Linked DNA regions of Homo sapiens: region 2 is linked to region 1. A link is a contact called in ENCODE Hi-C or POLR2A ChIA-PET data. All regions are on one chromosome and are shown on one strand. Each heading gives the region's core, a stretch centred on a gene start or an enhancer-like site at or near the end of the contact. The rest is flanking DNA. Distances are from core to core; before and after follow the strand shown. Region 1 holds the start of BRSK2 (BR serine/threonine kinase 2). Region 2 holds the start of CTSD (cathepsin D).

Region 1 (3,877 bases), core at 480-2,979:
CACCTCCTTCTCCAACCCAGGCTGCACCACCCCACCTGCCCAGGTCCTGCCCTGTGGCCAGGGGCCCTTCCGTGCCGTGGCGGGTGGCGGAAGGCTGTGCACCCAAGGTGAGGCAGCTCCCCTGAACCCCTCAGTCTAAACCCCTTCCTGCAGCTCTGCCGTAGTTACATCACAGCCACGGCCCTCCCCCAAGAGCCTGGGCCTGGCCCACTTTCTTTCCCCAACGCCACCTCCCAGCTCCTCCTCTGTGCAGCCGTGAGGGGCTGAGCCTCCACCCTGCACCAGCGCTCTCCTCCTCCTTCCCTCCACCCCTGCCCGCCCGGGTCTAAGGAACTTCTCGGATTGGAAGGGAGAGGCAGTGCCGTGGGACCTCGGGGACACCAAGAGACAGGCCGGTCCTGAGAGAAGAAAGAAAATGGCTGAGCCCCAGCCTCCACAAAGGCGACTCTGTGAATGTGCCTGACCAGATGAAGGGCTAGCCAAACCCAGCGGGCCGGGGAGAGTTGGCCACATGCGAGGGTAGCTGGGTTGCCTCTGGCCTGGGTTCGGCCCCGCAGGGACCCGGCCTGTTCCCTAGAATGACAGCCAGGCCCCACCGGGAAGCCCCCTCCACCGGCAGGCCGCGGGGCTGCTCCACGGGTCAGGTCCCACGCACTTCTGGTCCCAGCACCAATGGCCTCTCCCTGCCCCGTGGGAATGCAGGTCACAGACGCTCCGCCCGCCCGAGCCCGAGCCGGAGCAGCGCAAGGCGCTGTCCAGCCCTCTGCAGGTCCCCGCACTCTCCCGCCCCCACCGCGGAGGGAGATCGGGCCTGCCCGGAGGCCCCGGTGGCCGGCGCGCGGAGGTGGGAGTCCCGCCGGGGGCGCAGCTGCTCGGGCAGCACGCCTATTAGCGCGGCCGCGGCAGACGGCAGATGGGCGCCCGCGCGGCCCCCTCCTCCCGCGGCACAATGGGCCCGGTCGCTGGGGCGCACAATGCGGCCCGGGCCGCGCACCTGCAGCGGGGCCCGAGGGGCGCCGTCCCGTGCGCCCCTGTCCGCCTGCGCGCCCCGCGCCGCGCCGCGTGTCCTTGGGCCGCGCCCGGCCGACCGCAGCCAAGCGGCCTGCGGGATCCGCGGCGGAACCGGGGCGCACGAGCGGACGGGGGCGCACGGGCCGCCCATTGTTCGCGGCCGGGGCCCGGGCCGGGCCTGCGGCTTCGCGGCCGGGGCCTCCCTCGGGCGCCCCCCACCCAGCGCGCTGCCAGCGCGGCCTCCCCGGCCCCGGTCCCCGCCCCGGCCGCACGCACCTGTCTGCCCCTTGCCCAGCGTCTTCTCCAGCCGGTAGGGCCCAACATACTGCGCGTGCTGCGCGCCGCCGTCCTTCCCCGTCGATGTCATCGCTCTGGGGCCCGGCGCCGGCCAGGGGCGCCCGGGCGCGCGGGCAGGGAGGGGCCGCCCAGCGTCCGCCCGCGTCCGCCGAGTGCCGTCCGCGCCGACCCGGCCGGGGCGCCCCCGCGGGCCCCGCTGCTTCGCGCCGCCCGCGTCCGCCCGCGCCGCCGCCCCCCGCGTCCACTCCGACGCGGCAGTCCGAGGCCTGGCCCGCGGCGACGCCTCCGCCTCGTCGAGAGGACAGGGCGGGCGGGGGCACCTGGCTTCCGCCGCCGCCGCCGCCGCCGCCGCCGAGGCCCGCGCCCCGCGCCCCGCGCCCCCAGCGCACGCCCGTCAGCGGCCGCGCAGCCGAGCCGAGCCGAGCCGAGCCGAGCCGTGCAGCTGAGCCGAACAGCCGAGCCCAGCAGCCGAGCCGAGCCGAACAGAGCCGAGACGAGCCGAGCCGCGCAGCTGAGCCGAACAGCCGAGCCCAGCAGCCGAGCCGAGCCGAACAGAGCCGAGCCGCGCAGCCGAGCCATGTAGCCAAGCCGAACAGCCGAGCCCTGTAGCCAAGCCGAACAGCCGAGCCGAACAGCGGAGTCGAGCGCAGCTGAGGGGAGCCGAGCCGGGCCGCGCAACGGAGCCGAGTCGACACGAGCCTGTACGAACGCAGCGGGATGCCGTGGCGGCGGCAAGCGGTGCCCGCGCCGGCCAATCAGCGCCTCCCCACCCCGCCCCGCCGCTACGAGCGCTCGGGGAGACTCTAGGGGGCGAGGCGAGGCCAGGGCGAGGCCGGGACCTGGGAGCCTCCAGCCCGCCGGCTGCCACGTCCGGTCCCACCAGGCAGCAGAGCTCCCGCTGCCGCCCGACCCGCCATTAAGGCGCATCCCGGGACGGAGCAGGCAGTGGGCCCATGGCGAGGGGGTGCAGATGGCTGCCCTGGACGGGGGTTTTACCCTGCAGGGCGTGACCCCGGGTGTCCCAAAGAGTTTCCCGCCCCTCGAGGGGGTGCTGCACGCGCGGGGGATGGGGATGCTGCCCTGGAGGGGGGCGAGTGTTGCATGCGGGGCGGGAGTGCTGTACTGGGGAGAGGTGCTGTATTCGGGGCAGGGGTGCTGCACACATGGGGGGTGCTGCACGCCAGCGAGGGGCATGCTGCGCTGGAGGGGGCGGGTGTTGCATGCAGGGCGCGGATGCGGCACACGTGGCGGGGGGGCTGCATGGGAGTCTGTGGGGCTACTGCACGCGGGCGTTGTCCAAGCAGAGATTGTGCACCCCCAGGGAGGACGTGGCCCTCCGCCTCCGCTCCCGAGGGAGAAGCGGCGGTTTTCCCAGTTATGCCACAGTGACCTGCGCGGCGCGGAGTCAAGGAACTCACCTGGGATCCGGCCGCAGCGCCCTGGCGCCTCCCGGCCCTTGCTACCGACCCCTCTTTCAGGTTGAGCAGCTGGGCAGGGGTTGCCGGGAGCAGCCTTTGGAGGTCTAAACACAGGCAGCCGAAGAGGCAGCCAGACCTGGACGGACCCTCTGTTTCTTTGCAGAAAAACACTGGTATTTCCTTAAGCCCGTGCTGCAGAAGGTGGTGGGAGGGGAGAGGTGAGGGAGACCCGGAACGCTGCAGAAGTGGGGGTCCCAGATCTTGCCCGTGTATGGTCTGCGGGCAACGTTTCCCCTGCGGGCTCTGCCACACACTGCTGCTGACCGTGGTCCGCTCCCCACGCTGGTAAGCCCGTATGAGCTCAGGAAACTGCGGGGTCTTCCCAGTGCGCCCTCCTGCTCTTTGGGCTGTCTGTATTTCCAGCTGGGGAGGGGAGTGGGCCCCAAAGCACCTGTCCACTCTCGGCCTGCACCCGCCCGCCCTGCTTCCCTTCAAATGCTGTGGACTAAGGGTCCTCCCTACCCAATTCTGGGGCCTCTGAGCATGAGCAATCAGGGCCCCACCAGTGGGGGCAGGGGAGGGGGGCTGAGAGCATGGGACAGAGGCAGAGGGCACTCCCCTTTCCCCCGCTGCTGCTGCTGTGAGTGGGGACAGCAGACATTTTTAGCTGAATGTAGACTGGGACCTCCAGCTGGAGAAACTGTCAAGCAGTGAGGTCTGGCTGGAGGCTGACTGGGAGTGGTCTGGTCCAGGTGCCAACAGAGGCCGAGGGTGTGCAGGAGACCAGGAGAGGGCGTCAGGCCACAGCCAGAGGGCAGGGGCACTTGACCTGAGATGCCCTCTCTCTGCTGCCATGGTCACCTGGCCTCCCAGGCTGCAGCAGAGTCAGACGCACCTTTGTGACATCCTCAGCAGCATTTTGCCCTATTGACCGTTTGCATCCGGCTACTCCAGTGGCCAAAATTCTTGCTTTCTTCCTTCCCACCTCCTTGCCAGCCTGCATCCCTCTCCCAACCCTCACTGCAGCCCTGAGGCCTTTTCTTCCCTGTCTGTGTCTGAGCAGCCTATGCCATTGGTGGCCTCTGGGGCTCAGTCTGGGGCCTCTCTTCTGGCTCCCTGCCTGTCCTCCGGGCGCAAGAGGCTAGTCAGCC
Region 2 (4,251 bases), core at 1,752-4,251, 370 kb before region 1:
CCCAGGTGCCAGGTCCAGGCTGGCCGTGGGCCCCCAACAGCTGGGCGGATTCTGAGGGCAAGGTGTGGACCCCCAGCAGCTGGGCAGATTCTGAGGGCAAGGGTGTCTGTCTGCTCGGGCTTCTGTGTTCAGGCTTAGAACCCCCTCAGATGAAGGGCTCTAAATGGGCGGGAAGGTGGGGCTGAGGGGGCAGCCACTCATTTGTGGCCATCAGGCAGATCCAGCTTCGGGGAGGTTCCGCAAGGGCCAAGGTCCTGATATATTTGGTTACAGAAAAGGTGGGAATTCCAATCCCGCCCGCCGAGAACCACAGAACCTCACTGCCTCTGTAAAGCGGGGTTGGGCCCATCTACCTCGCAGGGAGCTGGGAGGAGAAAACGCACCCTGGGTGAGAGCATGGGGAAGCATCCTTCATTTGGGTCCAAGCTCAGATGCCACCTTCTTGGAGGGACCTTCCTGCGGAGGTCGCTGTTGAGCACATCCCCTGGCTCCATTTCCTGTGTGACTTGGACCTGCCTTAAATGATTTGTCCCAATATCCCTTTCCTACTTACAGCGACCGCACCTCCCGCCTGGCTGTGTGCTCCAGAGCATCTGGGGAATGACCGGGCCCTCCCCTCCAACAGGCCTAATTCAGTCCCCCATGCCAGGCAGGACCAGGGCACACGAGAATGGTGAAGTCCTGGGGCAACTGTCACCATGGCCTCTGCAGGCTCAGTGTCGGGAGACCCAGTTTCTGACCTGGATACACTGCTCACCTTTGAGGTCGGGGCCTAGAGGGACGGTGCCACGTTGGAGACAGGCCTCCAGGGACAGTGCCACGTTGAAGACGGGGTTCCAGGGACGGTGCCACGTTAGAGATGGGGTTCCAGGGACAGTGCCACGTTGAAGACGGGGTTCCAGGGACGGTGCCACGTTGGAGATGGGGTTCCAGGGATGGTGCCACATTGGAGATGGGCAAGTCTGGGCTAAGGGAGGAGGGCCCAGGGTGGCCAGGGCAGGGCCCAGTGAGGTGCTGCTCTGAGGAGGTGGAGAGTGGGCGCTTGGGCAGGGGACACTTGGAGAGTAAGGATGAGGTCCATCTGGGTACCCTGGGTATAGGGAGTGTTGTTGAAAAAAAGCCAAACACTATAAAATATTTGAAGATATTTATTCTGAGCAAATGTGAGGACTATGACCTGTGAAACCACCTCAGCAGGTCCTGAGAATATGTGAGCAAGGTGGCTGGGTAACAGCTTGGCTTTATACTTTTTTTTAAAATTTTCAGGTCTTTTCTGTAGAGACAGGGTCTCACCATGTTGCCCAGGCTGATCTCAAGCTCTTCAGCTCAAGCAATGCTCCCACCTTGGCCTCCGAGTATGCTGGGATTATAGGCAACAGTCACCATGCCCGGCCTGGTTTTACGGATTTTACAGAGACAGATGTTACAGGCCAAAACCATAAATCAACATATGTAAGATATACATTGGTTCAGCCTAGAAACAGGGTTGGCAGGGGCAGCTTCCAGGTCATAGGGGATTCAAAGATTTCCTGATTGGCAAGTGGTTGAAAGAGTTATGTTTTGCCTAAAGAGTTAAAGTGGGATTACTCACGCCTGTAATCCCAGCACTTTGGAAGGCTGAGGCAGGCAGATCACCTGAGGTCAGGAGTTCGAGACCAGCCTGGCCAACATGGTGAAACACCATCTCTACTAAAAATACAAAACATATATACACATATACATGTATATATATATACACATATACATGTATATATATACACATATACATGTATATATATACACATATACATGTATATATATACACATATACATGTATATATATACACATATACATGTATATATATACACATATATACACATATACATGTATATATACACATATATACACATATACATATATGTATATACATATATAGTGTATATATATACGTATATATATGTGTATATATACACTATATATGTGTGTGTGTGTATATATATATATACATACGTGTGTGTATATATACATATTAGCCAGGCGTGGTAGCACGCGCCTGTAATCCCAGCTACTTAGGAGGCTGAGGCAGGAGAATCGCTTGAACCCAGGAGGTAGAGGTTGCAGTGAGCCGAGATCATGCCACTGCACTCCAGCCTGGGCCACAGAGCGAGATTCTGTCTCAAAAAAAAAAAAAAAAAAAAAAGAGTTGACGTGAGTGGACAAAAGGTGCCCGACCTCCTAAGGGAAGGAGCTTCTCTAGAAAACGCGAATTTCGCCCCCTCAAGAGACAGCTGTGCAGTGCCATATCAAAACATGTGAAAGGAATGTATTTTAGGGTGGAATACTTTGCCTGCCTTCGGGCCTGCTGTCTGCCACGTGAGGCTGTGCCAGTGTGAGGCTGGAATTTGGGATCTGGAGGCTAGAGCCATCGGTGAGGCCTGAGTCTCTAAGCACAGCGCCCAGAGGGAGAGGGCGGAGCGGGTCCGACCCCCTTTGCGGCAGGGCCTGAGCTGGTTTTCCAGGTTTCTCTGGAAGCCCTGTAGAGGAGCGGAGGGTCCATTCGGTGGGCTGGGGACTTTGAATTTAACCTTGGTTTGCAAGAGGCTTCCAGAGAGGATGTCTGGGAGCGTCTCGGAGGGGGACGAGGGGGCGCCGGGAGGAGCAGGTGCAGGAGCCCACGGCGCAGCGCCCCGCGCAGGCCTGGACGCGGGGACGGCCGCGGCGGCCGGGACAGGGGTCACCCCGCGGGGCCCTCCAGGGTGGGCCGCCCCACGACCCCAGGCCAGGCCGAAACGGGAATCCTCCAGACCCCAGAAGCTGGGCCGGGCTGACCCCGCGGGCGCGAGCGGCGGGAACTGTAGGCGCGGCAGGCGCACCACCACCCCGCCCCCCGCCCGGGCGCTGTGCGCGTGCGCCGAGGTTGCCCCGCCCAGGCCAGGCCCCGCTCCGCCCCGCCCCGCGCACGCCGGCCGCGCCCACGTGACCGGTCCGGGTGCAAACACGCGGGTCAGCTGATCCGGCCCAACTGCGGCGTCATCCCGGCTATAAGCGCACGGCCTCGGCGACCCTCTCCGACCCGGCCGCCGCCGCCATGCAGCCCTCCAGCCTTCTGCCGCTCGCCCTCTGCCTGCTGGCTGCACCCGCCTCCGCGCTCGTCAGGTGAAGCCTCAGGGGCCGGGGCTCAGGGACGGGCAGGGGTCGCGGCGCCGAGGTCCCGGGGCCTGTGGTGACTTTCGCGCTCCCCTGTGGCCCCCACGAGCCCCTTGCGCCCCCCGCGCTGGAATGCACCTGTGCCGCCCTGCGCGGCCTCCTGCACGGACCACCCGCCTACGGGGCGCCGGGCTCCGGAGGTGCAGGGGACCCGGGGCAGAGGCGCCAGATGCCTCTCCCCCATATGCCACCCTGGGTTGTACCTTGAGGACTGCAGACTGACCGCAGCCTCCCTGGAGACGGGGCGGGGCGGGGGGAGGTAGTGCTCATTCGGGGCAGGTGGAATTGGGGTCTGTACTGAGCGCCCTTGTTGCTGGAGACCTAGGTCAGGCCTCAGAGCCCCCGAGTCTGGGCGAGTCCATTTCCTTAGGGACCCCTTTACCACCTGTGAACTGGGGGCTTTAAAAGTTTGCTCCAGCGGCTCTTATCACAGGCCCTGGGCTGGGAGACCCCTCGAGACCCTAGGAGTTCCCATGTCCCTGAGAGAGGAGGAGGCATGGGGAGTGGGTCGGCTCACCCACCCCGGGCCTGGGGTTGTGCTGTAGTGAGGCCCACACGCTCCTCAGGCCGATCCCCTGTGCCAGGTGAGGCCACCGATTGGGCCTGGATGGGATGGGGCCCGGCCATGCCTGACCAGCTGGGCAGAGGAGGGCCATGCTGCAGTCTGCTTTCTTGACCCCCTCCCCAGCCCTTGCAAGGCAGCCCGCATTCCCAGGAGGGGTATGCTGACCCATCCCATTGGGCACCTGCCCCACCCTTGCTCTGGGCCTTTGTGGGAGACCTGGGATCTGCGATGGGTCCACTGCCTTTTGGCAGGTGGGTGAGGTCAGAAGGCTGCAGGGGCTGGAGCTGGCTGGGCCAGCTGGGTAGGACTGAGCCTCACCAAAGGCTGTGGGGAATGGCCCGGGGGCGGGTAGCCCCAATTAAAGTCGTTGTGGGGGAGTAGCCACAAGCCTGAGCCTGCCTTGACCTTGCCAGCCTATCCACAGGCCTCCCCTCTCCAAGGAGGACAGACACAGCAGAGGGGAAACGATCCTGGGGCTTCTTGGAGGGAAGGGTAGCTG

The links. Hi-C counts contacts between places; a loop is a spot of excess contacts on that map. ChIA-PET counts read pairs that join two places held with the same protein, here RNA polymerase II (POLR2A). Pooled maps may share reads with other maps.
Region 2: a loop to region 1 is called in a pooled map, with 12 times the contacts of the local background. The contact joins the promoter of CTSD here to the promoter of BRSK2 in region 1. A Hi-C loop is called at or near these places in 7 of 50 pooled maps. POLR2A ChIA-PET finds 5 or more read pairs at or near these places in 3 of 52 experiments (A549, OCI-LY7 and WTC11).

The regions. Positions count from the first base shown.
Region 1 is chr11:1,387,786-1,391,662 of GRCh38, reverse strand. It overlaps BRSK2 (BR serine/threonine kinase 2), which reads right to left and starts at 1,729. Exons shown (of 20, transcript NM_001256627.2): 1 at 1,288-1,729. The coding sequence starts at 1,378. RefSeq lists a silencer at 1,963-2,332.
Region 2 is chr11:1,762,677-1,766,927 of GRCh38, reverse strand. CTSD (cathepsin D) reads left to right here and starts at 3,001. Exons shown (of 9, transcript NM_001909.5): 1 at 3,001-3,136. The coding sequence starts at 3,069. RefSeq lists silencers at 2,622-3,091, 3,342-3,431.